Regions from separate parts of the Mus musculus genome. Here regions 2 and 3 are each linked to region 1. A link is a loop called in an ENCODE intact Hi-C map of the cell type or tissue named here. Cell type or tissue: left cerebral cortex. All regions are shown on one strand. Each heading gives the region's core, and the rest is flanking DNA. Links, peaks and the distances in the headings are about the cores only.

The links. Peaks named below come from ENCODE experiments on the same cell type or tissue, not always from the same donor. Only the 100,000 strongest peaks of a DNase experiment are listed, where the experiment ranks them.
Region 2: a loop joins it to region 1, with 2.1 times the contacts of the local background. A loop is called at or near these places in 19 of 42 quality-filtered maps.
Region 3: it touches region 1 in a loop (9-fold over the local background); 19 of 42 quality-filtered maps call a loop at or near these places.

What each region holds. Positions count from the first base shown.
Region 1 is chr6:40,230,262-40,240,610 of GRCm38, forward strand. All of the region lies in intron 3 of Tmem178b (transmembrane protein 178B), which reads left to right. Among named protein-coding and RNA genes, the nearest start is that of Agk, 90 kb to the right of the region's middle. In left cerebral cortex, for the core only: CTCF peaks have their summits at 5,999 (motif pointing right) and 6,780 (motif pointing left); DNase peaks (open chromatin) are centred at 5,993 and 6,800; H3K27ac peaks cover 620 bases.
Region 2 is chr6:40,376,745-40,387,093 of GRCm38, forward strand. Agk (acylglycerol kinase) reads left to right here. Exons shown (of 16, transcript NM_023538.2): 10 at 4,460-4,539; 11 at 7,016-7,073; 12 at 10,070-10,217. Among named protein-coding and RNA genes, the nearest start is that of Dennd11, 54 kb to the right of the region's middle. In left cerebral cortex, for the core only: no CTCF peak of the experiment used is centred there; no DNase peak of the experiment used is centred there.
Region 3 is chr6:40,391,397-40,401,745 of GRCm38, forward strand. Agk (acylglycerol kinase) reads left to right here. Exons shown (of 16, transcript NM_023538.2): 14 at 1,257-1,327; 15 at 3,218-3,302; 16 at 4,329-5,366. The coding sequence ends at 4,466. It overlaps Dennd11 (DENN domain containing 11), which reads right to left. Exons shown (of 9, transcript NM_001356375.1): 9 at 9,979-10,349. Among named protein-coding and RNA genes, the nearest start is that of Dennd11, 40 kb to the right of the region's middle. In left cerebral cortex, for the core only: a CTCF peak has its summit at 2,058 (motif pointing left); a DNase peak (open chromatin) is centred at 2,018; H3K27ac peaks cover 361 bases.

The DNA of each region.
Region 1 (10,349 bases), core at 4,537-7,036:
CTTTCCAGAACTCTTCTTCCCACTCCGTGTGGATGCTCATACCAGATCTCCCTTCACTGTGTAGGATATGTCCAAGATCAGGTGGGCAAAGCAGTCCAGGCCAGCGGTTGCTTCATCTGTAGCACTTGTGTTCCCAAATGAGCGTGGCAGAAGAAAATGGAATGGGTCGTTCTTAGCTCTTTCTGCAGTCAAATAGTTTGAGGCTCAATGCCAAAATCAAATATTTGTCAAGTGCTCGAGACCTTCAGATTAAGTAATGTAAAATTCCACGTAGAATTGCTTCATGAATAGGAAATTAATTTGCTGTATATATTAACATATTGATGATCAACATAGTATGTACATATTAATATATTCGTTGAATATATACTTATACATATACATATGGATACACATTTGTGTATAACCCCAAGAAATACAGAACTCATAGTGACTGAGGTTGGGATTCGATGACTGCTCCTGAATTCATCACTGAGTCCACAGTATGGCTTCCTCATGAGAAAGAGCAGTGGTGGTGTTTTAGCCAAAAAAAAAAAAAAAATGAAGGAGAATATATGAAATGCATTCATTGTTATCATTGAATAAGTAAGTATAGGTAATCATCAAGGCTCCCTCAATCTTCCAGAAGAACTTCAGGGTCAGATTCTCTGCGGCAGCACTTCTACACTCCTCACTTTGCATGGTTACTCCAACACTCTTTGTAATCCTGGAAACCTTGAAGCAGCACAAACACTCGTCAGGGGAAGCATGCTAAATGTGGCACTTATGGTGTAAGCTATTTTCTAGTTAAGATTTCATGGGTCTTGAAGATCCGGCTCAGTCTATAAAATGCCTCTTGCCCACCCTGCATGAGGACCTGAGTGTGCATCTCCACCAACCACATGAACACCAGGTGTGCTAGCGCACATCAATGGCCACAGTCCCTGAGAAGCAGAGACACATGGGTATCTGGAGCTGACTGGCCAGCCAGGCTAGCGAATCTGCAAGTTATAGGTTCAGTGAGACTCTGGGTCAAAACAGAGATGGAATGCGGTTGAGGAAGATACCCTACATCAACTTCTGGCCTCCACATGCATGTGCACATGTATATGCATTTACACGGTCGGGGGGGGGGGGGAGTAAGAGGGAGAGAGGGGGGAGGGGAAGAGAGTGAGAAAAGAAATTTAGATATGAACATTGAATGCTAGTAAAAGCTTGTTTAGTGGTTGAACCAAGGTGCAGAACAGTTAAGATAATTCTGTAGAGAATACAGAAGTTAGAATATCTGAAGCCTATCACTGTAGATAAGTGGTTGGGAGGAGCAGGAGCATCAAGCAAGAGGACTTGGGACATCTATTCAAATAGTATATAAATCCCTAAATGCATTTTAACTTTTCTCTCCGTCACTGTGTAATTGAGAAAAATGAGCTCAAAGTAAGATTTTGAAAAGGCCCCTGAGTCAAACTGTGTAACTCTTGTCAACATTTGTCCTAAGGCTGGTCCCTTTTTGTATTCCCGGTGAAGCCCACTGATAAGTCACACTTCACCGGACCCAGTGTTGACCCGTGACCCCTCAAGAGATGGTGACCCATAGGGATTCAAAGACAAATTCTTTTCCAAGAAAGTCAGTGGAGTTTAGGGTCCCTGATTTGGAAATAAGCACAGAATCTAGTGCCCTGAGTATAGTTCCCCTGGTTTCTGTTGAGAGCAGTTGCTCTGGGTTGGCATTTACCCTGGGCTGAGGCCACAGAGAATGAACTTGCTGACAGATAGAAACAGCCGCTGCAGTTCCTGCCTGCCCTCAAGAACCATTTTCCTCCCGCCTCACTAAAGGCTTTCCATTTCTAATATTATACCTTACATATAGAAAGCAATTTTAACTTCTCTAAGCTTTTTCACATGTATTATTATCGCTCTTCAAAATAATCCTGCGGAGAAGGTATTATTCTGATGCAGAATTTCTGAAAAACTAAAAAAAATGCTTCCTGAAACCCAAGGTACCAATTGAATCACAAGTAGGTATAGTTCAGGCATGGGTGTGTGAGTTCCTGCATGCACAACACACACACAGAGAGAGAGAGAGAGAGAGAGAGAGAGAGAGAGGAGAGAGGAGAGAGAGGAGAGAGGAGAGAGAGAAGAGAGGAGAGAGAGGAGAGAGAGGAGAGAGAGGAGAGAGAGGAGAGAGAGGAGAGAGAAGAGAGAGAGGAGAGAGAAGAGAGAGAGGAGAGAGAAGAGAGAGAGGAGAGAGAGGAGAGAGAGGAGAGAGGAGAGAGGAGAGAGGAGAGAGGAGAGAGAAGAGAGGAGAGAGAAGAGAGGAGAGAGGAGAGAAACTCCAACAGATGGAGATTCACAAACACCTCTGCAATAAAATCATGGTTTAAGTGGCATTCCAGAGACTAGGTGGATCAGGTACATATCCATTTCATTTTCCTCTTAAGTTTCAAGATCTACATTAAAAAAGTAAAATATAGAAATATATGAAATGAAAACTCCATAGGTTGAAACCCCCTTGTGTATAATCCAGGACACACCTCCACTACCTGGCCCTCGAAAACCTCAATCCAGCTGGACACAAACTAAACCCAGAGGCAGCTTCTAGGTGGTTGTTGAGTTGCCTGTTTGAGATAGTGGAAGCTTTTGGGGTTCAGAAGAACTGTGGGTTATCTTGTGTAAGGTGCACTGGAGGAAAAGCCCCTTAGGATGTAACTTCAGGGACTCTGGGTAGCAGATGGAAAGGTCTGAATCCTGGCAACGACCCTTCGACCTTGGCCATTTCTCATTGTAAGGAAATGCTCAGCTCATCCCTCTACCTTTGATCACCCCGCTAGATGTTTTCACAAGTGCTTAAAGGGTGACTTTAGTGTAAGTGCCACCAGGGCCAGCGAGTTTGTAACAGCATCTATGTATTTGGGCAGGTATGAGCACAGGCAACACAGGTGAGAGGGGGTTACAAGGAACTCAGCACTCCAACCAGTGATCCTTTCAAATGGGTACATTTTGTGTCTGTCCTAGCTATGGGATGGCCATCAAGTCTAGAAACAGGCATTTTTGGTGCACGCACATGTGTGTGAGTGTGTGTGTGTGTGTGTGTGTGTGTGTGTGTGTGTGCAGAGGCAGTCTGGATGGGCCAGTTATACAAACAAAATATTTTTTCAAAGCCACGTGGGACCTGGAGAAACAGATTAGCAGTTAAAAGTGCTTACTGCCCCTGCAGATTATCTAGGTTCGGTTCCCAGCACCCATGTGGCAGCCCACAAACACCTATAATTTCAGTTACAGAAAATCTGATTTGCAATTTGGGCTCTGCCAGTCCCAGCACACATGGTATATACGTGCATACATGCAGGAAAAAAACATGTATATACATCAAATAAAAATTTTTAGCCAGGTAGTGATGGCACACACCTTTAATCCCAGTCCTTGGGAGGCAGAGGCAGGTGGATTTCTGAGTTCGAGGACAGCCTGGTCTACAGAGTGAGTTCCAGGACAGCCAGGACTCCACAGAGAAACCCTGTCTCGAAAAACAAAACAAAACAAAACAAAAAATCAAAACAAGTGGCCAACTCTATTCTCTCTAGAATTGATGCCAGTCTATGAATGACCCAGTTATTATAGCTGCTTGACTTGGAATGCTGCACTACTGTAGCATAAACATGCTGGGATACAGAACAGCCTTGTAATATAAAGATATAGCCTCGGGAATAAAAAGAGAAATCCTGTCCTGGGTGTTTCTGGGTTCTGCTCCTGGCAGTGTCTCAGCCTGGACGATTTTCACGGCTTGCAGAAGAGGCAACGCAGGTCTCCTCTCCTTGCCGCACGCTCCCTTCCCAAACACGTCCAACATCTCTTGCCTCATCCCAGCAAGTCCCAAAGGCACCTTTGATGTAAAACCCTGTGACCTGCCTGTTGATGGCTGATGATGCAATGGTGTATAATTCAACCGTAATTTATATTCCTTGCAGGTCTGAGCATAGCTATAAAAGTGTTCTCGAGAGCTGAATGCTGCTGGGGCGTTTAATCTCAGGCAAGGAGGGATCCAGTGTTCCTCAGCTTCCCGGAATGAATGCTCAGTGCTGGAGGAGGGATCCTCCCTCCCCCCCCCCTTTGCTGATTTGCACCTCTAAAGTTTTAAAGATCAAATGGGGACTGAGGGGTGATCTTAGGGAACAGGCTGCCTCTCAGGCACCCCATCCTGCATGCCTACAAGGGCATTTCTGCAGCAGCAGAGGCCTTCTCCCTCACAGGAACAAGGGAAACAGGCCAGGGCTGGGGACACAAAGACGTCATCCCTCATTCCTGGGAGCAGAAAAATGTCACACAGATGGATCTTTAGCTCTAGAAAGCTGGAGAAATTACATGCCAGTGAGGTTTTGGGCACATCTTGGTCACACAAGAAATAGATATTTGGGGAAATGCCTGTGTACACAATATGTAACTGATCTGGATTCTTGTAAGAACCCTGGGCCTCGGTTTCCTAGGAGATGGCTTCTTGAATTAGTAAGAGCATTCCTGTTGCCTAGCCCAAGGCCTACATTTTGATGCTATTTCTCCACAGGGTCCATTGCTGTGGCATTACTGCCATGGCTTCTCTGAGCATCCTTAAGGGGTGTGGGACCACATGTGATCCCCTCCCTTTGCTCTGTAGGCTAACAGCAGCTAACACAGAGGCGACACCATTTTGTTGGCCTTATGCACCTACAATTCATGTTCAGAAGTGGCCTGAGTGAGGAGTTAACACTATGGTTGTGCCTGCCAGCTTGAAAAATGTTATATCATGCTTACTGACCATGGTCTTATCCCGCGGTACCGGGATGAGATGGAAGTATTATTGGGCTGCTGGCTAAGTGCTCTTGGTAACATTTCAGGGCAACAAAAGAGATACCTGTTCCAAAACAATGCAGTCTCCAGATGGGAATTTCTTAACATTGGCAACACATTCCACAGATCTGTGTTTCCGTGTTGTCCTGACTGAGGCATGGTACTTCCATGATGCAGTCACTACGGTCTGCCTCTTGCCTCCAGAGTAGATAACACTACCCTGAAAATTTCAGTAGAAAGTGTGGCTAGTCAGTCTGCTTAGGGCTTCTTGGTGTTGGTACAGAAAGTCTCACACCCTAGGTACTCCATCCTATAACTCCTAGGACATCTGGGACAGTTGGCCACACTGGAAATGTTGGCACCATTTTTCTATGGACTGGGTTTTTTTTTTTTAAAGATTTATTTATTATTATACATTTTACGGGTGTTTGTGAGCCACCACGTGGTTGCTGGGATTTGAACTCAGGACCTTTGGGAGAGCAGTCAGTAGTGCTCTTACCCGCTGAGCCATTTCGCCAGCCCCTGAACTGGGATTCTTGACTGGATTAAAAGCCAGATGGACACCAGTATCTTTCTCCCCCTCCCCCTTCTTGACTAAGACTATAGTAAGCCTAGCTGCCTTATATACCTTCTACCATGCCTACCCTGCTATGATGAACTGGGTGTCAAAACTATAAGCCCAAGTAAAACCTACCTTCCTTAGGTTGTTTTTGCCAGACATCCTTCTATAGCAACGAGGAATGTTAACTAATGCAGCTTCATATTGATTTTGTAGTCAGCAATAGGCCAGGTGCATGACACTGAAGCTAAAAGATCAGACTGAAACTGAGAAATTCCTTTCTCCTGTTCCCATACACTTTCGTGGTATTCTTGCAGCTACTATTGCATAATGATGCATTTCTCCAGATGTGCGTACGCTGTAAAGTGAAACGTATAACTTCCTCAAACTGAGTGCTTATTTGACTCATGATTCAGGAGGCTGCCAAGTCCAAAACTGTGGCACCAGCCTTTGGTGAGGCCTCCCTTTTCTGCATCACAGCAGGGTGGAAGACATCATCTGGCCAGAGCAAAGCTGCTTATTCAACTTACTTTTCCTCTTTCTTTTTAAAAATTGTTTTTAGACATTTTATATCTGTGTGTAGGAGGATTTTGCCTGCTTTCTATGTCTGTGCACCAAGTATTTGCAGTTCCCACAGCGACCACAAGAGGGCACCAGATCTGGGACTGGAGTTACAGAAAGTTCTGAGCTGCCGTGGATGCTGGATGCTGGGCATTGAACACCAGTCTGCTAGAAGAGTAACCAGGTGCTCTTAGCTGCTGCGCCATCTCTCCAGCCTCTTCTTTTCACGAGAACGCCACTTATCTGATTCTAATTACTCTTCCTGCAGCTCCACCTTTAAATATACTTACATACTAGTTTAGGGATTCCCTTTCCAGCAGTTGAGTTTTGGGTGAAAATGTGCGCACGATAGTGTAGGAGTAGCACTGAGCTCTCTGTTTTCCCAGAGGAACATGCCATGTTCCTGGGATGGGAGAGCTCAGTCATGTATTAGGGCAATTTCTGGCCAGAGAAGAGCAGTTTGTTGCCAGAGTGTGTGATGTAGTCCAAGAGGGAAAGCAGGAACCTGCAAGGTGAAAACAAGTGAAAGCTGACACACCTGGGAAGACTGCAGGAAATAGCTAGGAAAGCACACGAACATCTGGCTTCAGGGCAGCTTGGAAACCCAGAGGTATCTAAACAGGAGGAGGCTGTCAGCTAGCGAGAGAGAAAGCCCGATTCTAGATAAGGCAGCCAGAAACATTAACTGGAGATGGTAGTAATGGGAAGGAGGTGAAGGGGGAAACGGATTTGAAGTAAGAACAGGAGTTGGGAATTTGGGCAGGAAATTCTTCCAGAGGACTGATGTTCGATCCCCCAGCATCCACTTGGCAGCTCAGAACCTTCTGTAACTCCAGTCCTGGGAGATCTTGTGCCCTCTTCTGGCTGCTGTGGGAACTGCATATACTTGGTGCATAGACAAACACGCAGGCAACTCGCCCCCTCCCATATCCTCCTTTGCCCTTATTGGACTAAAGGGCATCATTTAGATCAACAGTTTTTGAACCCTGAACTAGATTGTCCTTTTGGTAGCCAGGCATTGACAGGGCTCAGAGACAGGAGCATGCAGCACAGGGTGGGTAGCTGCAAAGTGGCGTTAGATGTGTGCTTCCTGGAAGAACTCTGAGATAGACAAGAGAGGGAGTAGGCGCTGTGGGCGAGTCAGCCACGGTAGCACTCAGACATACCGCCAGTTGCTCTCCTGGGCTGTGGCTTCCTGCCTGCAGGTAGAGTTTACAAATAGGGGCATCAGACAGTATGGGTCTGCGGGTTGGCACCGTCTGCATGCCAGCAGGTCTTGTTAGTGTAAACTCTCAGCGTAGCTTCTTGGAATGGCACCATATCTGATTCTAACTGGACTCCTGAACTCTGAGCCCGGAGCAGCAAGAATCCTGGCACCAAGAGGCTAATTAGGTTTTATTTCTCATTCCTACCAGCTGGGACTGACTGGCTATGGCTGGCTGCCTAGAGACTGTGTTGAGAAGTCAGAGACTTCTTGCAGGGCCAGCAGGCAGGAGGGTTGAGACTGTGAGACATTTCTGCCAAATGTATGGGCTTGTCATTAATAGAGCAGCCATTGGACTTTGCTGTCTCAAGGATGGCCCATGCGGCGGCACACCTAAAGCATGTCGGTGGTCTTTAACTGGCGTTCGTCTTGGAATGCTTTCTCCCAGTGAAATTTGTCATGGAAACAGATCGAAGCAGAGCTCTTCTGCTCAAACAGAGGAGAAAGGTCTGGGTGTCTCTCACGCTTCTCCCCTCTTTCCTAGTGGCAGTTCTAAAAACATCTACACATGAAACTATTTGAAAACCATTAGAGCAGGTGCTACTTACATGAAGACAGGGACGAGATCTCTCTCTCTCTGTCTCTGTCTCTTTCTGTCTCTCTGGATGACATATGAATTGACAACCAGAAACTCAGGGCCATCTTGGGCAACAAATCCCATGCAAGGGCCCAATTGTGAAGCATGCTTCTCTAGTTTAAAATCACAGCACACTTTTTAGCATAGCTCAAATGTAGGACTGTGTGGTCAAAGCCAGACAATTACTCTGGTAGGTGAACAGAATCCACTTGGGATTCTCCTCATGGAGAAAAGAAGTCTAGGTTGCATTGCTAGATGCTGTTGAAGGTTTTTTAACAGGATAGACATAACATAATTTGGCTAGTTTTACGTTTTCATTGGTTCTTATATAGGGCAGAAGTAGAAGTCAAAATGCCAGTGGTCTATTATGGGAGTTGATATAACATGGAACCCAGGCTTGGGTGGTAGCATTGAGCACCTTACAGCTGAGAGGTGTATTGGGTATCTAGCACTTTGCTCTCTATTAGACATGAAGCCCCGGGACCAGGGTTCCTGACCAGGCTTGCCCCCTGCTTCCCCCGGAAACACTCCTCATCCAGTACCACCGTCTACATTGAAGTTGCTCTACCCACTCCACTCTGGGTGTTTACAATCCACTGGACCCTGCTACACCAAGTTCCCCAGAGAGGAAACATTTAGTCTCTGCTTCAGCTCTTTGATTTCTCAGAAGGAACCAAAGGCTCAGAACTGATGACAACAAGCCCAATTCCCTCAGTCCCCTGTCTGGTGTTATGTTTGCTTTATTCTTGGTTTTTCATTCATGCATGGCTTATATCTCCATTACATCATAAGTTGCTTTTTACTTTCATTTTAATTAAAGACCCTTTAGAGCAGGGGTCATATCTTATTCTCCCTTTTCTCTCATCAACATCTAGTACAGTAATTGGTCCAAACAAAAGACAAACAAATGTTGTTGATTGGCTGTTCTGGTTCTATGAAGCCCACTGCCCAGCAACTACCCCTACCCCACCCACCATGGCAAAGCCACTCCTTTCCCCAGGACTTGATGTTGCTTAGCAACCATGTAGACCCCATCCTCACCCTCTGCAGCTGCTGCCTGAATTTGTATTCGGCAGGCTACACTTGTAGGCACTAGGTATCAGCAGTGCAGAGAGAGCTCCACCCCAAAGGGAAGGGTGCATTGAGGGTGGGGACTTTGTCCTTCACTGTTTTGCTATAACCAATACTCGATTGCCATTGGAATCCCAATTGCCTTTCTTGACTCCCGGCTTGCCTCTCACTAAGTGCTCACAGGGAGTTGAAGGACAAAGTCTGCAGTATACTCTGTTTTTCCTTTAGAGTAAGTGGAATACAGACTCATTTCTGAGGTCTCCCATGTATGTCCTGGCATCTTTCTCCCACGGTGTGGATCTTCCCTCCCACAGCTTGTCTCCCAAAGTCCTTCATTTGTTTAGTGAAGAGGATGGTGAAGCCACTGAGGACGAATACCTCTGTTTTCTAAAGTTTTTATGAAGTCCTATGTGACCTCTGACACTGCCAGAGATTCAGTATGGAAGGTGCTGACCTGGTTTACATCTCCATCTCAGGATTCTCCGTCGCATGGTCGATCCATGATTCCTAGTGTCCAGAATGACCCAAAGGCAGGTCGGATTTGAACTTAACCCCACTGTGGGATGGTGCTTCATACTGTACTGTGTGTGCATAATATTATCAAAAACCCAATCTATCCTGCCTTAGTTACCTTCCTATTGCTTGATCAAGCACCATGACGGAGGCAACTTAGAGGAGGGAGGCTCTATTTGGGCTTCTGTTCCGAGAGGGATAAGAGACCATCACCATCACTGTGGGGAAGCCTGGCAGCAGGCAGGCATGACAGTGGGAACATTAAGATGAGAGCTCACATCTTAAAATGAAAACACAAGCAGAGGGAGTGACCTGGGAATGCCATGTGGCTTTTAAACCTTAAAGCCCACCCAGTGACATATTTGCTCCAGCGAGATCACACCTCCTAAACCTACCCAGACAGTGACACCAACTATACAAGCATACAAGCACCAGAGGGTAAGTGGGGAGAGGATTGTCACTGAAACCAACATATATCCTAAATCTACATGTTAACAAGTTCTACAAATTGCATACTAACTAATGAACTTACAGGTCAGCAACTGGAAGACTATCTGTAGTACTCAAGGCATAAGCAGGCAGCTTTGGTCTGTTAGAACTCAGATTGAATGACATTTATGTCGAGGTACATCCCTCTTTCCTCTGCTAATAAGCATGCAGTTCTGATCTGGAAAATCTGTATTGAGACTTCATCATCTTGAGAGCCATCAGAGGTCTCCTGGTCCTTAGGACCTTGGGATCGGTGAGCCACGGCACTTCATGACTTCAGCAGGTCTGGGGCTACTATTCTCATGAGTGAGGTGTATGTGTTCTGTTCCTGTTACCATGGACACAAATGTATTAACTCGAAGCCTGGCATACATATACATATGTGAACTGCAAATACATGTGCACACAGATATTGGTATAAGCATTAATAAGCACATAAACACACTTGCACACATATTTACCACATGACACATACCCATGTATTTTAGTTATGTCACTTGTATCCAAGTCATCCTGAT
Region 2 (10,349 bases), core at 7,175-9,674, 150 kb after region 1:
GCCAGACAAAATTATGCTGTATGCCTATAATCCTAACCCTCTATAAGTATCAGAAGTATGAAAGGTTCAAAGTTGGTCTCAGCAACACAGCAAGTTGAGGTGAACAGGTACCACATGAAACCTGGCCTTTAAAAAGGAAAAGAAAGACCCATAACATACTTCGGCAATAATTGATTTCCGTAGCTGTTTAGATGCTGGCTGCATCTCTCTTCCATGGTCTACAACACACGAGCTTCTTCTCGCGTCCTGCTGGAGCAGCTGTTGTCTTTAACCTTAGCTCTCAGACACGTTTATGGTTAGGATTTGGTAGATTATCTTTCCACTCTTTCTCACATTGAGAACAACGTTTTCTGTAGCTTCCTGAATTTTGTAACTCTCCATTTTTCTGTTGAGTTGTGTAACATTTTCTTATTTGTAGAGGATAATTTGTTTTAGAAATAGGCTTGCTGGCTGTGCCAATTAAAGGGCATGGAAGCAAATACCTCACAGTACGCATACTTGGCACGCAGATTTTGGTCTTTAATTACTGCTATCTTAAAACAAAACAAAACGTGACCACCAACAACAACCTGAAATAAAGGGAGAGTAAGTTTGAGGTAAGCAAGCACTCGGAAATTAATGGGGACATCACAAAAGACATTGAAGAGCCAGGCTGTCAGTGTTTGCATGTCAAAATTATTAGTTGACAAGAAAGATAGATATATAGATAGTCACTGAAGTCTTGGTGGTAATATAGAAGAATTGTCATGTTGTAATTATAGAAAGAATAATAGAATATTAACATTATTAAGTCACCATTTTGATAATTGAGTTTACGATGAGATCATCAGTAGAAACTGAACACAATGCACGATATCTATAGGGAAACAAATCTACAAGCATTCTCCAGATTATCTACTTAGCCGCTAAAGGGGTAGGTATGGATTTGAGGTAGAGAAATCTAGAATATGCTACTTTCATGAAAAGAAATGACAGTATCTGCTTTCTGGGAAGAAAATGGTGCCATGCCACTATATAGTTCTGAGAGTGGTGCCATGCCACTATATAGTTCTGAGAGTTGTGCCATGTCGCCATATAGTCTCCTGCCCCAAATGTCAGCTAATTTCAATCTAATCACTTGATAGTAATCAGAAAAAGCCAAACTGTGTGTCATTTTAGACATTTTAGTCTGTCTTGCTTTAAAATGTTAATATTAAAAAAAATCCACAAAAGTAAGTAGTCTGTTCAAGATGAAAAAGTAAGACTCTTGTAAAGGATACTGCATTTGAAGAATGAAAACCAATCGTAATCATGGATGTTGTTCGGACAAGTAAAGATACTTGTACACAGCCTGAATTTTACACTCTGCCTTTTACCTTTGATTCCTTGAGAGTGACTCCCATGCAAGTTTTTGCTCGGGGGAGATAATTGCTTCCAAAAGTTCTGATCTCTACAGCAGCAAATCTAGCAACACTACAAAACATACACGGGGCTGCAGAAGAGCACTGGCTGTTCTTTTAGAGGAACCAGGTTTGGTTCTCAGTACTTACATGCAACAGCTCAAAACTTGCTGAAAACTACAGTTCCAGGGAATCTGATGCCCTCTTCTGGAGATGTGGGCACTGCATGGACATGGCACAGAGCACACAAATAAACACACATAGATAAAAAGACAAACATGAGATCAGACTACAAGGAGAAGACTGGCAATGGTGACTTTAGGTGAGAGGCATAAGTAGTATACATTGTACTATTTAGAGTTTTGCCTTACATTATTTTTCAAAATAAAAAAACAGGATGAAAGAGAAATGGTTCATTAGCAATTTCTAAGTTTTTGTCAACATTTGTTTAAAATACTAGAAAAAAGATATATTTTTTTTTGACAGGAGTTAAACAAGTATTCTTTTTTTCATCTAATTAAAAAGAAAAAATAAAGCAAATGTCTCAATGGCAGAGTTGTAGAGTTGAATCACACTGCAATGGTGAACCCTGTGTTTGCCCACATCCGACCCTAAGATGCGCCTGCTCCATCCTGGATGAACATGTAGTGTTCACTCAGTTTTTGATTTTGTAAAAATTGTAGGGATCTATACTGTGCCATGATCCCAAGTTTAACCCTGAAAGTTGCTGTTACACTGGTTGAGCATCCCTAGTCTGAACATCTAAATGCCAAGTGTTCCCAAATTGGAAGCTTTAGAGAATTCCAGATTTTGCAGTGTTGATGTGGGTAGGAATGCTCAATCAGTAGTTTTTGCAAATATTCCAAAATTCAAGAAACCCAAAAATTGGGAATATTTCTGGCCTCATGCCTTTCAGGCAAGGGACACTTAACCTATATGCAGTTTACTAGTATGTCTTTATAATTGGTGAACTTGCAAGTTTACAACCAAGTTTCCTTTTATTTTTCTTCATGCAGTGATGTCTAGACTTTCCATCATGATCTCATTAATCATAGTCTAAATTGCAATTGATCTTTTAGCATGTAATCAGCTAAGTTGTTTTCACAAAACATAAAGACGATGATTAAGTAGAGATTTTTATATATAAAGACATTGTTGTAAAATATGATTATTACCAAAGGAGGTGAGTGAGGAGGTACTTCGAATAACCCAGTGATTTAGTATTTGTTATATATATGTTAGAGGTAATTGCAGAATAAATTGAATGTAACTGGAAATTCTTACTATGCTTGTTAAATATCTCTAGTCTTAATCCCCTCTCTCATGTTCTGATCTTGTAAATTGATGTCAGATTTTTCACAATCTCTGTATATTAATGACACAGCCCAGGAAGCACAAACATTTTAATCAATTCTTAGAAAATGTGGAACAGTAGCTTCTACCCTAGTTTCTGAGGAACCAGTTTGGTTTAATTGATTTTTTTTTCTTTCTCCTTATTTCTGAAAATTGCTTTCAGAATGTGGAGAAAATCTCTGTCAACAAAGCCTGACATCATAGACAGTGCTTAATGTCAGTCTTTCCTTCCATAAGCTCCACGTTACATAAGCCGGAGACTGTTCAAAAGTACAATAAATCATGAACTAGAATTTAGCTTGCACTGTTCACTGTGTGTTCACATCTTATTTTAAATGTTCAATTTGATAAGGAAATCCAGATGTGTTTCCTTATGTGACCTATTTTAAAAAAAAATAAAAGAACACAGATAGTCAAGAAAACATGTTGCCTCCATCTTCAAAGCATATTCAGAGACCAGCATCTTGCCTTCACTCTCTTGGTCCCACCATGGTCACCTTCACCTTACTTCAGAGCCCTCTATGACCTTGCCTTACACCCTTGCTTCCTTGTGGTTTGTTTTCAGCAGCCAGAGTGTGAGCAAAAGTTAGAGCACATCACAAGAGATCACCTGTGCATTGCATGGACGCTGCACCTGTCAATTAAAAAGCCCATAGCTTAGGCAGGAAGTAGAGGTGGCTCAACTGGTAGTGTTATATCTCCCTGTTGGTTGTTGATGCCTTACTCTTAGGTCTTTTATGGTTTCATATGTGAATTTCTTTTTGTATACATTTTTGTACGTGCTTTTTGAGGTTGGAAATCTATTTTAGCTCCATTTCTTTGAATTTGTACTTTAGTTCTCAGGCTAAGCACTCTCCATAGCCTCTTCATACTTGAGTGCCCTAGCCCACAACTCTCAAATGAAGAACGTTCTTCTACTTGGCACTTAGAGACAAACATGTCCTTGTGATACCAGTCAGCTGGTTTCTCAGCAGCACCTCTTTGCTTGCTTTGCATTCCCAGTCCCTGTCCCTCTCCCTCTCCCTTTCTCTCCCCCTTTCCCTCCCTCCCTCCCCCTAGTTCATTCTCGCCATTGCTTATATGAATTTGGGGAGCAGAAAAGCCAATCCACTGCATGAACAGGTACACAGCAAAGGAGTGAGAGGTCCATGTCTCCTTCCTAGGAATGTGTGTGTTTCTCACAGATCTCTTGCTTGCCTCTGGCACAGTGAAATGGGAGTGATACTAATGCTGGGATTACAGGAGCCCTTGATCCCATGAGCACAAGATACAGTGTGCTGTCTCTAAGACCTCTCCTCTACCCCCAGGTCTTAATTTTGGCTTATGTTAGCTGTGGTGGAAAAGTGATGGTATGGGAGAATCCAGGTTGGTCCTTCTGTTCTTCAGCAAACCAAGGAGCTGTGTGTAGTATTGTGCCTCTTCTTAGAATGGGGTTGGGGGTGCCTTGTATCTATCAGTTTTGAGCTGTTGGAAGCTTGCGGCTCCGATTGCAGCTAATATGTTCCCTTAATTTGTGAGAACTGATACATAAGATTGCATCGGCTTTAAAGTGTGGATCATTCAAGCATTCCTACCATGTATCCATAGGGCTAATTGCTTTAACATTTGAACTTACATATAAAATGTTTGGTGTGATGAGATTTTCACATACCAGTGATTTCAACATTTTCTAGGTACTTATAAATTACTGTGTGCACAAATCTAAATCAATTGTATTTAACTTCCAGGGTGAAAAAGAACAACCTGTGTATGCAATGACTGGCCTCCGGTGGGGATCTTTCAGAGATGCTGGCGTCAAAGTTAGCAAGTAAAGGATTACTGTGTTTCTATGTGATGAGTCCTTAAAAGTTTTATTCCATCCTTGCTGTTGAGGTTTTTAAATACACTGGTCTGGGAGTAAATCTTCTAGGCCTGGAAGTTGAATTAGGTATTGATAATGCAATAGGAACAGCCAGGTAAAGTTTGAATTCTATAGTCAGAAAGGATAGGGAAAGGTCCATTAAGAAAAGAGTACATATCTATTTGCAGACACATTTGCCATAGGTTCAAACAACAGAAGGGAAACTGGCATTGCTTATCACACAGCAGCAACATTCTTAGCTAAATCCCAAGGTGTTGCCTGGACCTCAGCCTCAGGGAGCCCGTAGAGTCCTAGTTGGTCAGAAGGCTGCGTGCAAGGTATGTGAGAACACTCACAGGTAGAGAGACTAAGGGCTGCTCTCTCTTACAGGAGATGGTTGTCAGGCTTTGCTGACAGGAAGAACGGGCTCAGGAAGAGTGATTAGTGGGCCACCACTGGCTTTCATAAGCATAGGCTTAGTTTTAGAAACTTTCGTAGGTTGAAACTTCTGGCTCTGAAAGAGGTGTGGAGGGGTAGTGTCGTTGGGCTTCTGAGGCAGGACTGAAGCAGACACCAGGCAAAGTTCATCTCTTTTCTGGTGGAGGCATCCTCTTTTGCCTACAGCTCAGGGTTTACAGTTTTAGTAGAGTTTATTTGTGTGATGGTTGCTCTCATGTACTGCTCTTTCATCCGGAACCTCTCTTGCAGTTCAAGGGCCAGACTGCTAAACTTTCCAGAAATCTCTCCCACATTTCATTCTGTTATCCCCGGTAATGAAATTCCTGACAGTGGAATGCCAGTAGGGGAGGACTGCTGGATCTCTTTACAGGACACAGCCATTTGCAAATGGGCCGTGGTTGTATTGATTCCACAGATAACCTTGTGCTTGATCGCTCATCTCAGATTCCCACAGCTCACAGAGAGTAACTGCTTAGCTTCCTCTGAGAAAGTCTGCTCTGAACAAACTGCTTTCCCAAGTGTTCTGATCAACAGTTCAGCACTAGTGCTGGTCAGCTGTCTTAGGAATAGCTCATCTGCTTGTTCCAACTCTGGTCGATGAGTTTCAAAGTCTGTGGGTGGTGATATTATACCTTGGCTAGGACTGACCACTGAGTCACTTTTGGAGTGAAATAAGAAACATTCCCTTGCTAGCCATAGGAAGACTGCAAGCATTGTGTCAACATTTACTACTGGAAAAAGTGCAAGGAACTGCTTAAACTTTAGAAATAGACCACCCGAGTCAGGGTGTTTCTACTTGGCTAACTCACAAAAAGAGAAACCAAAAAGCTTTAAAAACACCATAAAATATCAAATATCCAAGGCCCTGGTAAATACTACCACAGTATCAACGTGAGTGATAATTTAGCGTGGCTCCACATTGGCTATAAATTTTTATTCTAGGAAATTAGGTCATTATCCCTAATGAACAGTTCTTCTGTGTTTTTATTTTTAAACCTTGCCCTTTCTTTGGCTGTTCTGCCTCTTCTAGCCTAACGTTCTTTTTTCTGATCTTTGATGTGTCTAGATTCAGTCCGTTTCCCAGTTCCTTCTGCCCCACCTGTGCTTTAGCCTTTGTACATTTCTCAGTATGGCCACACTCTAATGCTGTTGTAGTCCTTCCTGACTTTTCTTATCAATAGTGATCAGTTTATAGCAAAACATATGCAGTCACTTATAATTTACTATTATTTGGAGTCTGTTATCTTCTCAACTCATAAGCCCAAAAGTAGGAAGTTTATCCTGTGTTCTTCTATATGTTTATTCTTTCTACAACTTTCTCCATCTGTGTAACAAGAGCTAACTAAAGGCATCCTACCTGAATCAGTCAGGATCAGTAAAGTAGCATGGGTGTTGTCAGAGATGAGTCTAAAGAGTGACAGCCACATCACTTTCTAGTTGCAACTAGGCATCTTCCTCTTTAGTAGTTTTCATGCACTTAGCAATATGCAATAGGTTTTCACTCTGAGACTTGCACTTGCCATATTAAAGCTATATAACATGAATAATATAAATATATACTGGTTTATGCATGTGTGTGCATTTTGTGTGAGAGGGGCCACGAGATACAGGATACAGTCTTGATTTGATAATACACTCTCTCTGTGTGGCTTTATTGCTCTCTCCTTGTGACTCTTTGATTGTATACTCACCCTATTCTGTGGGTAAAAGTCTATATTATAACGACTTATAAACTTAGGGGTCAAAGAGACGTAAGCTCTATATCTCTTATTAACTACAGGAATTGTTCTGCCATCTAAGTGTATATTCTTAGATGTGCCATTAACATTTAGGCTCAAAGTGTATTACTTTTGTGTTATGCCACAATCCTTAAGCCCCCAGAGCAGCCGATTACAGGAGAGGTCCATTCCTGATGATTTGATTGTCTTGGATGCTATCTAGCACTTGAGCAGCTCTTTTCATTTTTATTCTTGGTTTTTCTTAGGTACTGGTATCTTGGTCCACTAAAAACCAAAGCAGCCCACTTTTTCAGCACTCTTCAGGTAAATGCAATTTATAATATAGAACACGACCTTTGTTAATTTGATGTTTCTCTGTCATGTCTATATTTGAGATATTAATTCTTTACTACAGACCCATATCACGTTTTCCAATACTAAAATGGGCGACATTTGACTTATATAATTACAGAAAACATTCTTGTTTTGATAGACAAGTACCCCTCGTATCTATCTGTTTATCTATCAATTACCCCGATGTCTGTTTCTTTCTCTCTACTTATCCATCCATCTATCCATCCATAATTCATCATTCTGTCTATGGCCAAACCTGTGTTTGCTTTATCTTGAATACTTGCCTTTGTTTTTCATTCACCCACCTTTACCAGATAAACCTTGAACAGAGTGAGCAAATGCCTACATTATTAATATGTGTATCTATAGAAGTACCTGGCAGTGAGCTGAAGATTTGTAATGAATTATAGATAAATTAATTATATAGGCTTGTATATATTATCAGTAGGTTTCAAACTGTTTTGGTTAAATAAGTGTAGTACTTATTATATTCGCCAGTACTGTATAGAACACTTCCCTCGTCACAACGCTCTGCCAGGCTGTGCTCTCTTTATAATAATACGTTAAAAGGTAAGTAATAAGGCCTGAGGTTGTAGTATAGCACAGTGATAAAGCACCTTGCTCAGCATATTTAAAGCCCTGGGTTTGATTACTAATGAGAGAGTAAGGAGGCATAGAAAAAAAGTTCAACAATTTCATATTAATGAAAAACCTAAAAGAAAAATCACTCAATAGGTGAGCTATATACTCTGTTTATCTTTCATGCAGATCAAAGCAGTATAGTTATAATTTATGTTGGCTAATCTGAAAATTGATTGTGAAAAACTAGAATCCAATGTTAACATTTGGAGTTATCTGATTTCTTCTAATTATAAAATAATATATCCTTTGAAAAATGTAGCTCTAAGAAATTCCAGTTGGATTGAAAAAAATTAAAAGAAAAAACTAAAAGTTAGTAAAATACTTGGAGTAAATACAACATAATTAAAAAAAATTGAAAAGGCAAGATTGTTCTACTCCTAAGTTCAAACTGATTAGTAAAAAGTGTTATTGTTATAGAGAATAATTTCACTGGTTAAGTAGCAATACCCTGGGAAGCAGGAGCTGTATGTTTAAATGGTGGCCTTCTAGATCCTATAAACACTTTCCATCCATTGCTTATCAATTGCTTATTTGTAGCAGAATTTTTCCTGCCCAACTAATTTAAATATTAATACAACAAGAAGCCTGTGATTGGACGGGGAAAAGAGAGGCAGAGCTAAGAGTTTCAGAGACAGGGACAGGGACAGGGACAGAGAGAGAAGGAAGGAAGATGAAGGAAGAAGAAGATCCAGATTCCATGTGGCTTTAAATAGCCACATGTAGCTATGAATATCATAAAAGTATAGAATAAGTGGGATAATTTGTCTAATCTAGGTGGTCAGCTTGTATCTTTATCAATTGGCTCTGATATCATTGTGTGGCCATCTTGTGAACTGAGAATTTATTGATATATAAATCTGACTGATTAATTATAAGCTTCTAGAGTTTTGATTTACTGGGTTAAGGGGATTTGTGACAACTAGCCACAGGGGGTAGATGGCTGAAAAGATACAAGCAGCTCTGAGGCAGGCAGATGGGAGCTGGGAAGACCACAGACTGGGGCTAACCTAGAGTTAATAGGAAGTGGTGGTGGGGCATACCTTTAATCCAGCATTCAAGAAGCAGGAGCAGGTGAATTTCTGAGTTTGAGGACAACGTGGTCTACAGTGTGAGTTCCAGGACAGCCAGAGCTACACAGAGAAACCCTGTCTCAAAAAACAAAACAGAACAGAACAAAACAAAACAAAAAGAAAAACAAGAAGAAGAAAAGAAGAAAGAAAGAAATGCAGACAGTCAGGGTAGAAGGTTTCCTCTTCAGGAATCCCGACTTTAAAGAGAAGACAGAAAAGGCTACCCTGAGAGAAACAGGAAGACAATAGAGCAGTGGCTTTTAAGTGAGCAGATAGATGGCTGTGTTTTCATATACCCAGAGCAGGGGAGGGAGGAGCAGGAAGTGAAGAGAAAGGAGACAGAGAAGATGACTGAGTTGGCTAAGCACATACACAGACAGGATAGGATCCAGGGTTCCTGCACGGGGGAAGGGCTTCCTTTGTCACTGAGACAGTAGAGAAGCAGCAGTTAGGACCAAATGAAAGTGACATTGGAGAGAACTAGGACGTTCTCCCTGATATGCTTTGAAAACTGTTTGAAGCTATGCTTCTGAAAATGAAGCAGGAGGACAGGTGATAAAGGCGGCACAGAATATTTAACCATAAGAGTCTAGAGACTCTGCCAGAGCCTGAGGGTCTGTGATGTCGCTGATAGGCTCCTCTAACTGGTTTCTGTCTATACCTGCAGTATGATTCCCCCACTCTCCAATAAATGTTAAGCCCTGATTTAGGGATCCCTCCTTCCTTTACACACACACACACACACACACACACACACACAAATAATAATAATAACAATAGATAAAAATGTATCATAAAATATCTTGTGTGAGAATGATGGGCTTTGAAGCATGAAGAGGCCTCAGGCTGGATTTGAATTCTGTCCTCTATATGGAGTCTGATACCAGCACTGAAGTAGGTGTTTGATGCAACTGATTTCATTACTTGTTTGTGTGCCATCGATAAATTGAGGGTAAGTTTAGCATAGGACCACTCTGCTCATTCATATTGATTTCTGTTCTTTGGATAAGTAAGTGTAAACAGTAGTTGTCAATTCAGTTTGTTTTTCTCTCTGTTGTATGTTAGGGAACATACACAATCACTATGTTCATGGTTTTTAAGGTAAGGTTTGAAGTCGTCATATTCCCAAGTGAGGAGAATTCTGCTCATTGAAGAGACAATTAAATTATTAGAATTCTGACCTTTGCAGAGCAAAGCCCCCTGTGTTAGGAATTATGTGTACATGATGAAAGCTGTTTTCTTCTTCATTAACAGGAATGGCCTCAGACTCATCAAGCCTCCATCTCTTACACGGGACCTAGAGAGAGACCTCCCATTGAGCCTGAAGAGACTCCTCCCAGGCCGTCTCTGTATAGGAGAATATTACGCAGGCTTGCCTCATTCTGGGCACAGCCACAGGATGGTGAGCAATGTGGTGACTAGATTCCAAGCCCTGTTCAGCTTAGAAGTGGCCTGGAGCAGACTCCCAGAATCAGTACTAGATAAGTTCCTGGTGAATTCAGACTCCTGGGTGCTGTCAGGACAGGCTTCAGTG
Region 3 (10,349 bases), core at 1,041-3,540, 160 kb after region 1:
CAGGGACAACCCTACCTAAAGTTCCCTTTGTATGTTTGGCTTGTCCCTAGAAATAGTGTTTTTTAAAGTATGATCTTTAGATTGGCAACATCAGATTACCAGGAAATGGTTTGAAATAAAAATTCTTAGCTTTACAACAGTCCTACTGAGCTAACTCTGAGAATGATAGCAGGTACTGTTTTTTAAATTAACTTTTAATCAACAAATACAGACAGAATCCTGATGTTAATCAACCCTCCAGGGATACCTGTTAAACAGTGAAAACTGCTTCCCCTGATAAGTGTGTTCCTTCCTTTCTGACCTCCTGGGCTTCTTTTGATCAGTCACCTTCTCACCTGGTCTCTCTTTAAAATATTAGTCATTGGGGCTGCAGAGATGGCTGCATAGCATACGAGCATTCTTACTCTTCCAGAGGACCCAGGTCTTCACCCAGAAGCTCACAGCCATCTAACTCTGACCTCCATGGATACCTGTGCTGCATGGACATACATGCAGGCAAAACATACTTCGCATAAAGTAAATAGAAATAAATCCTTTTTAAAAATTGTACTACCACCAGTGCAATCTCAGACTCCTTGTCTGTTTATGACACTTTGTAATATAGTCTGATGTACTTCTAGTATACCCGGTTTCTGTACATTCAGTAATATACTGCTTCATTTTTCTGTGCATTCCCTTCAGTGAAATGTAAGTTCTTTGTGGGCAAAATTCCTTCTGTGTTAACCCAAATATTCTGAGGGCTGATGAAATGTGGCTGACTCTTAGTAGGTAGTTGGATGAAATGTGAAATGTAGATTCTGAGCGGTCATTATGTCAGAACAATGTGTTTTGTAATTCCTAGTTGAGAGATACAGCTGTGCTTTAGTGGTACCTTTGAAACTCAGGCAGTGGCTCACAGAGGCTTGTGTATGCTCTCCTGGGCCTACAAGTTGTGAACTTCCCCAAGAAGGCCATACAGAAGTGTTGGGATTGCTTAACTGAAGGCTAGGCTGGTGCTGCTTGCTAATGACTAGCAGGAAACTGAGGAGGGGGACAGGATTCATGACTCTTTTCATAGCACTTTCTTCTGCATCAGGCTTTCAGAGCTTTGTATGGATAGAACCATCAAGTTTTGCAACCGTTATTGGGAAATAAGTAGGTTGCTATTGTCTGCTCCAGTTGCATTTAGAACATTTTAGAGAACCCAGACACCTGTGGGCGACAGCTTCATTAGCCCAATTTCCAAGTCTTAACATTCCCATTCTTAATCTTTCTAGAGCAAAGAGGATTTTATGAACATTTGCATTGAACCTGACACTGTCAGCAAAGGAGATTTCATAATCATAGGGTAAGTGCCTGGTCTGTAGGAAATGGGGCTTCATCAAGGAACTGGTGTCCTCAAACCTTTCTATCCAGAGTGTGCTGTCTGTCTAAGATGGAGACCTGCCAACGGCCTTGTCTGTCTGGGAATTCTGGCCTTCTTTTTTAGAATGGAGCTGGCATGTGTACTTTTGCCCTCTCTGCTCATTTTGGGAAGAACAGAACGTTAACAGTCTGCCTTTCCATTGAAATGAAAGAATTCGGTGTTTCAGGCCGTGCTAAGGACTATCTATAGTCTCAGGGAGCTTGATTGCCTCCTCACTGGCTCTGGAACTCTAAGGCAGTTGACTTGTCTGAGTCCTTTCTCATCTGTAAAATGGAAGGTTATCATCATGTCTACTACCTGAGGACTACTTGTCAGTCTCAAGGAGGCTTTTGACATTGAGTAGCACTTCCCGGCGACTTTTACTGCGCATGCTATTCACCTTGTTTTCCCATTCCCAGAACATCAAGGACAAACTTGAAAGGACACTGAATATCTACTTGGACATTTCCTAGGCTTCCCCTTTTCTAATACAGTAGACTCTTCCAAGTCCTGCCTGATTTGTTAACTCCTGCCTTGGCTGGAATTTCATTGGCTGAGTATTCTGTAAACTCTCCAGACATCCTCAAAGTATCTAAGGAGCTGTATGTTCGTTCCCATGCCAACCCGTAATCTGCTCAGCCTCCTTTGCTTTGTCCTGGTGCTCCCTCTTGTGCCCAATTTAGGGATTGGACATTGCTCCTGCAGCAACTGTGTCTCCATGGCTGCATCATTATCTATTCCAGCATTGGCTGCAGCACACTTTTCATTAGTCTGTGTTGTTCTCGCCTTTGATACAAATTCTTCAGATACTGAATGGTCCCTTCTGCAGCCTTTGATTACTCTCGCTGTATGGGAAAAGGAAGAAGGAAAAAAAGCCTGTCCCTTCCACAGTGTGCATAAATCGCACAGTATCTTAAGTGCGTCTAGCTAATGGGAGCAGCCATATTCAAATCTCCTTTATAAAACTGACACCCAAACCAAAAAAACCCACTGTATCAATTAATTAAATGGTATTATGTTCAGCATTCTTTAAGCAAGTTTCCCTTTGGTCCTTAAGAGAAGTAAATTTGTGCAATGCATGCATCCACTAAATATCTCAATGAAACCTGATGAAGCTGGTTCTGAAACTCTGATGACAAATTCATACATGAAAAAATTGCTACTTCAAAATAACAAAAGATTTTTTTTTGAGACAAAGTCTCTTATAGCCCATGCTTGCCTTTAACTCCCCAAGTAGCTCAGGCTGGATTTAAACTTCTCCCTCTATCCTTTTCTCTCTTTTTGTATTTACCATAATTAACTAAATGGAGTACATGTGTGTTGAGGTCTCGCATGTTTGTGTCTGATTGCTTTACTCCAAGGCTACTTAGCAAAGGTAAGTGTGCTAAGGAGGCTGTTATCTATGGAGAGTGATGAGAAAATAGCTAAGACTATTTATAAGGGTAAAAGCATTATCTACCCTAAAGCAGAATAAATTGCCCTTCATAAAGGATCACAAGGACCAAGGAACAGAACTTTGATGCTTTCCTCAAATGACTGAATTACATCTTAATTTTTACATTTGAGATGCACAACTAGATAGATAGATGTAGAACCATTTTAAAATTAAGAAAATTGAGAGAAACTTCATGGCAGCTTTATGCAGTTCTCACTCCACAGCAAGTCAGTCAGTCTCGTAGAATGTACCCCAACACTGGTTAGAATCCCAGGGAGACTTGTTCACTGAGCCCTGGTCTCCGCACTCTGCCTTTCTTGCCCTCATCGGTGGGCTTTTCTGAGGTCTATTGCAGTTGCCATCAAAGATTCCAACCTTGCTTTTTCTTATACTAATAGAAGTAAGAAGGTGAGAGACCCTGGCCTGCGTGCAGCTGGCACCGAGTGCCTCCAAGCCAGCCACTGTACTCTGGTTCTTCCTGAGGTAAGATGGACCACAAGCTGTTTTGAGTTGATTTGTCTTTTTCTCCATTTTCTTCCTCTTTCCATATTAACGCCTACCATTTAGGTCCCTTCTGTTTAACAACTCGTTATCAGGTCTGAGTTAAAGGAGACCAGAAAAGAAAGGCAAACGCTTCCATGCTACTGATTTGGAGCAGGCCTCTGAGGCTTAGCGTCTCTAGGCCAAGGTTCTCCCTCGAAGTGATCCTTAGGTCCCTAACCTTTGCTTCTTCATGCCAGGAATGCAGAAGATGTTTATGATAGTATTATCTGAAGAATCTTCCATTTGGTGGGTATCGGGTTTTATCTTTCCTGTAAAGTATGCTATAGAGTACCATTCTTAGAATAACAACTTTTGTAAATAGGAATAAAGAAGTGGCGGTACTTGAATTGAAGGTAACTTGACTGCTGCGGCCCCAGGTCAGATTTACTCAGGCCTCTAAAGAGTTATGGCCATGCTGTTGCTGTACTGCATTGAAACTGTAGGCAAATGCAAGGTGTTGACATGTGTGGCCAACATAATTTCATGGAGCAAATGCTGAATTGAATGAGCTATGGCAGGACTGCACAGGGTCTAATGATACTAGTGTTGGCACATCCAAGTCTGAAGACCCTGAGTCTCAGGGAATAATGAAAATGAATCAGTGGACACAAAGTACCTCTCAGGAGTATCAGCTGCTTTTGCTAAGGAGACTTATTGTCTCTGGCCCTATAATCAATTTATTTTTTCCATAGTGGATATCCTGATTATGTTCTTTGACAATTTCATGTATCTATAATATGTAAATGCTCTTGCCTTCTGATAAATGTTTTAAAATTCTAATATTATTCAAGCTCCAAAGTGTTTCTTGAGATAGAAGGTTTCAAAGGAAAACCCCTCTCTGTGGACTAGAGAGTTGATGCTTCCAGAACCAGTCAGGACTGAGAGGTTTTTGTTAGGCTGAGTCCTCTGCAGACGCTTCCTCATCCAGTAAGGTCCCAGTTGTGCTCAGTACTCGCCTCTCTCTAGGGAACTGAGGGCTCCTTCAGCATTGACAGCGAGGAGTACGAAGCCATGCCGGTGGAGGTCAAACTACTGCCCAGAAAGCTGCGGTTCTTCTGTGATCCGAGGAAGAGAGAGCAAATGCTGCCGAGCACATCCCAGTGAGCGACAGCGTGGCGGGCACTCCCAGGCTGCACTGCAAGCCACCAGTGGGACCACATGGGGGATGTGTGTGCTTCTGTCCCCAGAGGGTCACAGGATCCCAAGGGAATTTTCATGGCAAGTACCCCCAGCCCTCCTGTTTGCTTCCTAGAGCACATACCATGTCATGCACTTGTTTGTGGTCAGTACCCTGTTAACCCTCGCTTTCCTTATGTTGAGGTAGTTGATCCCTCTTACACAGTGGTTGTCTCAGGCTGGGTCTAGAACGTTCTTGTACTCCCTGAGTTGGGAAGGGCTGGAGTTTTGTGATTGTCCCACAGTGGAGAGTGGAATCTGTAGACCAAGTTCCTGTTTCGGTTCTCTGACCGTCCTGGGGCACCCCGGGGAGGCAGCTGCTGTCTCCGGGAGCCTCGCCCTCTTTCTGGGCTCTCTCATGGGTGCTGCTCCTTTGTGAGCTCTCTGCTTTGGTTGGTTGGTCTCATCCGGAAAGCAAATGTGAGGTTGTTCCCTCTTTAGCCATGGCAGACGTATTGTAAAATGCTATTTTAAAACAAACTAGTGCTTCCTCATTGTTAGTTTGCATGTGTACAACTGAGGCGCATGTTGAAAACTAACTGACCTGGGACCTACCCCCAGGTTGACTTTGTAACTCAACCTGGCAGGAAGCTAGGGTTCTTCATTTTTAAAAAACTGCTTCCCCAGGTGAATCAACCATACCGGGAGAAAGTGTTTTAAATCTACTTCATAAACTTAAATGTATTATATATATATATTTTTTAAAATCACATATTTGTGTTGACATCTATTGTTTCCATGGGAAGTTAAACACTTGTCAGTGTACTTACTAGTATTGTGTAAATATTGTTTAAAAATAAAAACTGTTTGATCATTCTTTTAAACATATCCAGTGTAATCTAAATGCACCCCTTATTTATAAAAATTAACTAGTAAACTAGAGTTTTACTATTTGAAATTTTTAAATTATTTTTTTTCTCCCTTGGGTATATTTCTATACTACTGTGAACAAAGGAATTTTTTTCTTTTTTAATATAACATTTTTATTGATTCTTTGTCAATTTTATACATATTTTGATCATATTCACCCTTATGTTCGTCCCCAACTCCTCTCATATCCATCTCACCCCTCCTAATATTATTTTGTCTTATAACCCAAAGTTTACTTTGGTGCTGTCTATATGTTTGTGCATGTCAGGCCATCCAGTAGAGGTTGTTCAACCTACCAATGGCCACACCCGTAAGGAAAAACAACGGCCCTTCTTCCAGAAGCCATCTACAGTCCATACACAGTTCCTCAGTTGGTAGGAGCTATGAGCCCCTCTCTCCTCCACGCTGCACTGTTGACTATCTCGATCTTGTGCAGGCAGCCACAGCTGCTGCCAGCATGTGCATGGAGCCGTCCTGTCCTGTCCTGTCCTGTCCTGTCCTGTCCTGTCCTGTCCTGTCCTGTCCAGAAGACACTCCATCAACCCTGTCCTCTCCAACCTCTGGCTCTTACAGTCTATTCCTACCCTTCTTCCATCATGATACTAGAGTCCTGGCATGAAGAGAGTGTGATAAATGTGATGAAGATGTCCCACTCGTGGCCACCAGTCCATCGACACTTATTCTCTGTACTTGGCCAATTGTTAACATTCTGTATTAACTGCCTTCCACTGCACAATGAAACTTCTTATGAGGTCTGAGATCTGCAGAGACCTGGCTGGTTTGTTTATTTGCTTGTTTAATTTAATTTTATTTTTTTACTTATTAACTTTACATCCTGCTCACTGCCCCTTCCCAGTCACCTCCCTACAACAACCCTTCCCCCAACCCCTCCCCTCTCCTCTGAGCAGGTTGGGACGGGGAGCTCTGGGTATCCCCCCAACCCTGGCACATCAAGTCTCTGCGTCTAGGTGCTTCTTTTTCCACTGATGCCAGACAAGTCAGCCCAGCTAGAAGAACATATCCCACATACAGGCAACAGCTTTTGGGATATGTCAAGGACCAGGCTTAGCTTGGAGAGGGGTTCTCACAGAAGTGGGAGCAGTGCAAAGAATGACTTGAAGTCAAATCATGGATCCAAGCTGATGACCTGTGTTCTGCTTGATATAGCTTTTCCATTCTGCTTCTATGTTCCGCTTTCTCTCTGTCTCAGAGATTTCTGTGTCTATATTCTGCTTGCTTGTGAGTGTGTGTGTGTGTGTGTGTGTGTGTGTGTGTGTGCGTGCATGCTTGTGTTTATGTGTGCTTGTGTGTGCATATCTCCAAGCAGTTCTCTTTTTATCCTAAAAATTTCTCTGGATAGGTCATTTCCTGTGGAACAAAGGTCCAGTCTTTTATTTTACCTATCAATCCTGTCCAATCATTTACTCAAGGTTTTCCTTTTGATTATGAATCAGCATCCCTTGACTTCAGCCCTTTGAATTTTTTTTTTATTTAAGGCATTTTTTATTAGATATTTTCTTCATTTTCATTTCAAATGCTATCCCCAAAGCCCCCTATACCCTCCCCCCCACCCTGCTCCCCAACCCACCCACTCCTGCTTCCTGGCCCTGACATTCCCCCAGCCCTTTGATTCTTAGCAGACAGGAAGCACACATTTTTTTTTCCTCAACATTGCAAAAGAATTCAGAGATCTGTCTACCTTTGTTAAGCACAAACAATAAGCTAGTTGGGTGGGACCCTGTCCTGAAATTACCATTTCCACCACAACTGGGCCTAGATTTGCTGTGTCCCAGGCTGACCTTGAACTCAGGAATCTGCCTTCATTTGTACCTGCCTATCTTTGTATCTTTCTGACAAACTGACTCATAATATTTGTTCCTTTAGATTTGTGAGTGCCTTATAATTCATATTGCATCCTTATATTTTTACATAGTTGAGAAATTCTATATATTTTGAACCCATGTTTTTAGAGATCTCTCTACATCCTTAAAGACTATCCTGAAGGTCCCCTCGTTTACCATTTTGCTGAGACATAGCCACACCCTTGACTCCTGGACTTGTGCTGTTTTTCATTATTATGGAGTTATTAACGTTAACAGGGAAGACATTCATTGGAAGGAAGAGTCCTCCACTGCTAGTGGGTCCAGAAAATAGGTACATTTTTACACAAACAAGCTTACACCCACAGCAACCATCAACACTTATGGATTCTCACACCAGGGCCTTGTCCTGCCTAGTTCCTAGGCAGGAACCATGTCACTCTGTCCCCACCAGGGCCATGCCAGGCTTGGCAGGGATAGCCCTGCTCCAATTGTTTGGGACCCATATGAAGACCAAGCTGCACATGTGCTACATATGTGCTGGGAAGCCTAAGTCCATTCCTATATGTTTTTGGTTGGTGGTTCATTCTCTGAGAGCCCCAAGGGCCCAGATTAGTTGACTTTGTTGGTCTTCCTGTAGAGTTCCTACCCCTTTGGGGCCCAGAATTCTTCCTTCTGTTCTTCCATTAGAGTTCCCCAAGCTCCATCCACTGTTTCGACTATAGGTGCTTGCATCTGTCTGTGTCAGCTCAGATAACATGCTCCTGTCTGCAAGCATAACATGCCATTAATACTGTCAGGGATTAGTGCTTGCCCATGGGATGGGTCTCAAGTTGGGTTGGCTATTGGCTGGCCATTCCCTTAGTCTCTGCTCCATCCCTTGTCCTTTATTTCTTGTAGACAGGCTAAATTTTGAGTTGAAAGTTTTGTGGATGTCTTGATGGCTACATTGGGGTTCCTGCTTGGCTACAGGAAGTGGCCTCTTCAGGTTCCATATCCCCAGCTAAGTGATTTTACCAGTTTATTTTTATGCTTGCCATTATCATTTATCATTTGCTTTTCATCAGTAAAATGTGTAAATCTATAACTTAAGTATTAACTTATTACCGAGCAAATGTTTTTAACAATTATTAGTATACATTAGAAGAAATAATTATTTGAATAATTATTTTTTTGTAATTACAGTTATGTTATTGGGATGTTCTTGTTCCTAACTTGTTTATTTACCCAACATGTAAATATTAGTTCTGGTGAGATAAGGATATCCAGTGTCAGTTACATTCTTTTTTAATTTATTATTTTTGAGCCCAGAAAGTAGATGACTATGAATTCTAACAACTTTTTTATAATTGCTTTGAAATTAGAGGGGAAAAACCATACTATTTGCATTACAATTAATAATGATCTTTCAGCTAACAATTTGATTCTATCTTCCTCTAGTCTGCTGCAAGCTGAGAACTGAAAGCACTTGCCTTTCTAAGGAGTTGCTACCTGGTCTTTAGGATGGTTTACTTTTAATACTAGCATGGACATTTCCTTTGCTAGTGCCCGAAGGCCTTGAACTCTATCTAGAAGGCCTGCACTGTGACTGAGCCTTTGTCATTGTGAAAGGGAAAGTGACACCCTTAGCAGCAGGAAGTGCAGAAAGATCAGAGTTAAATATAGACAGTAATAGACCTTTTCCTATGTGTCCCATTGGAGTAAAACCAGTGTATGAACGGAGTGGACACACAGCACCTACAGAAAGTTCATAATTGAAGATCATGAAAAATAAGGCTACCTATGCAGTTGTGTGTGCTTATGCTTTAGCAACAGAGGAGTCTGAAGGTCGGCGTAGACCACTTTGTGCCAACTGGGGAGGGAAAGGCACTGCTATGGTGTAAGGAAATAATAGAATATAGTGTTAGTTCTTAAGACACTGTGTAGCTGCACATTCTAACCATAACATCCATGGGGCTAGGGAAGGCTATTAGACCCACATTATTAAATGCGTTCTGTTAATTTTGTTTTCTTTAGTCAGTTGCACTGTCTGGGTTTGTTTGCTTTTTCATTGGATGGTCCATCCCTGCATTGTGCACATTTAATAACAGGTATACAGATGCTCAGCTCTGCTGAGATTGTAGGGATCACCTCCAGGCCAGGAGTATCAGAGCCGGGTGTGGTGGCGCAAGCCTTTAATCCCAGCACTCGGGAGGCAGAGGCAGGAGGATTTCAAGGCCAGCCTGGTCTCCAAAGTGAGTTCCAGGACAGCCAGGGCTACACAGAGAAACCCTGTCTCAGAAAAAAAAAAAAAAAAAAAAAAAGAGTATCAGTTCTTATAATGCCCCTAAGGCATAGATTGGGTATGACTGCCCCAGTTAGAAAACAGAAACCTAGCTTTGCAACCAGTGTTAACAACTCACTTTATACTGGTTTAAAATAACTCTCCCTATAGATATACAATGTGCATATTTATCAATATATAATGCTCTGATAAGAGATTTCTGAAATAAAATATCCTCTTTCTTAAGTCTAGAAGCTTCCTGTGGGGATTAAAGGTACAAGGTCCTGGTTCTCTGACTTTAGTTTCCATTATGTGGAGAGTGTTTATCCAACTGCAGCCTCTCACAGGACCAGCTAGAGCTCCCCAGTGTCTGTCCTTGTGTCTGTGAGTAAAAGCAGCCTTGATCCCTTGGGCTCTATCCGTGGGCTAGGCCATCGGCATTCCTTCCTACCAAAAACTACATGGTAAAAGATCACAGCACACAGGCTCATGTTAAAATGTGAACTTTAATTGTAAAAATTTCTTTTGTAAATATAGTTATTATCAACCTCTGCACATAACTTGGTTCAGATATATACAGATATGATATACACAGGTGTTAACTTGTACCACAGAAAGAATCAATTCAAGAAACATTTACACTTAGCCTTGGGGTTAAGCCCACCTTCCTTCAGGTCTGTAAATAATACTCCATTGAGGACACAGAAAGGATACATCGGTTTGCAGTAGTACCCAGAGCAAAACTTACCAATTATCCTTCTGACTTTGTCATGAGGTAAAGACTTGAAACAAAAATAGATTAGGGTTCTTTTATTGCTATAACTTTTAGACTGGGGTTGTTTCTCAAAATAGGTTTTT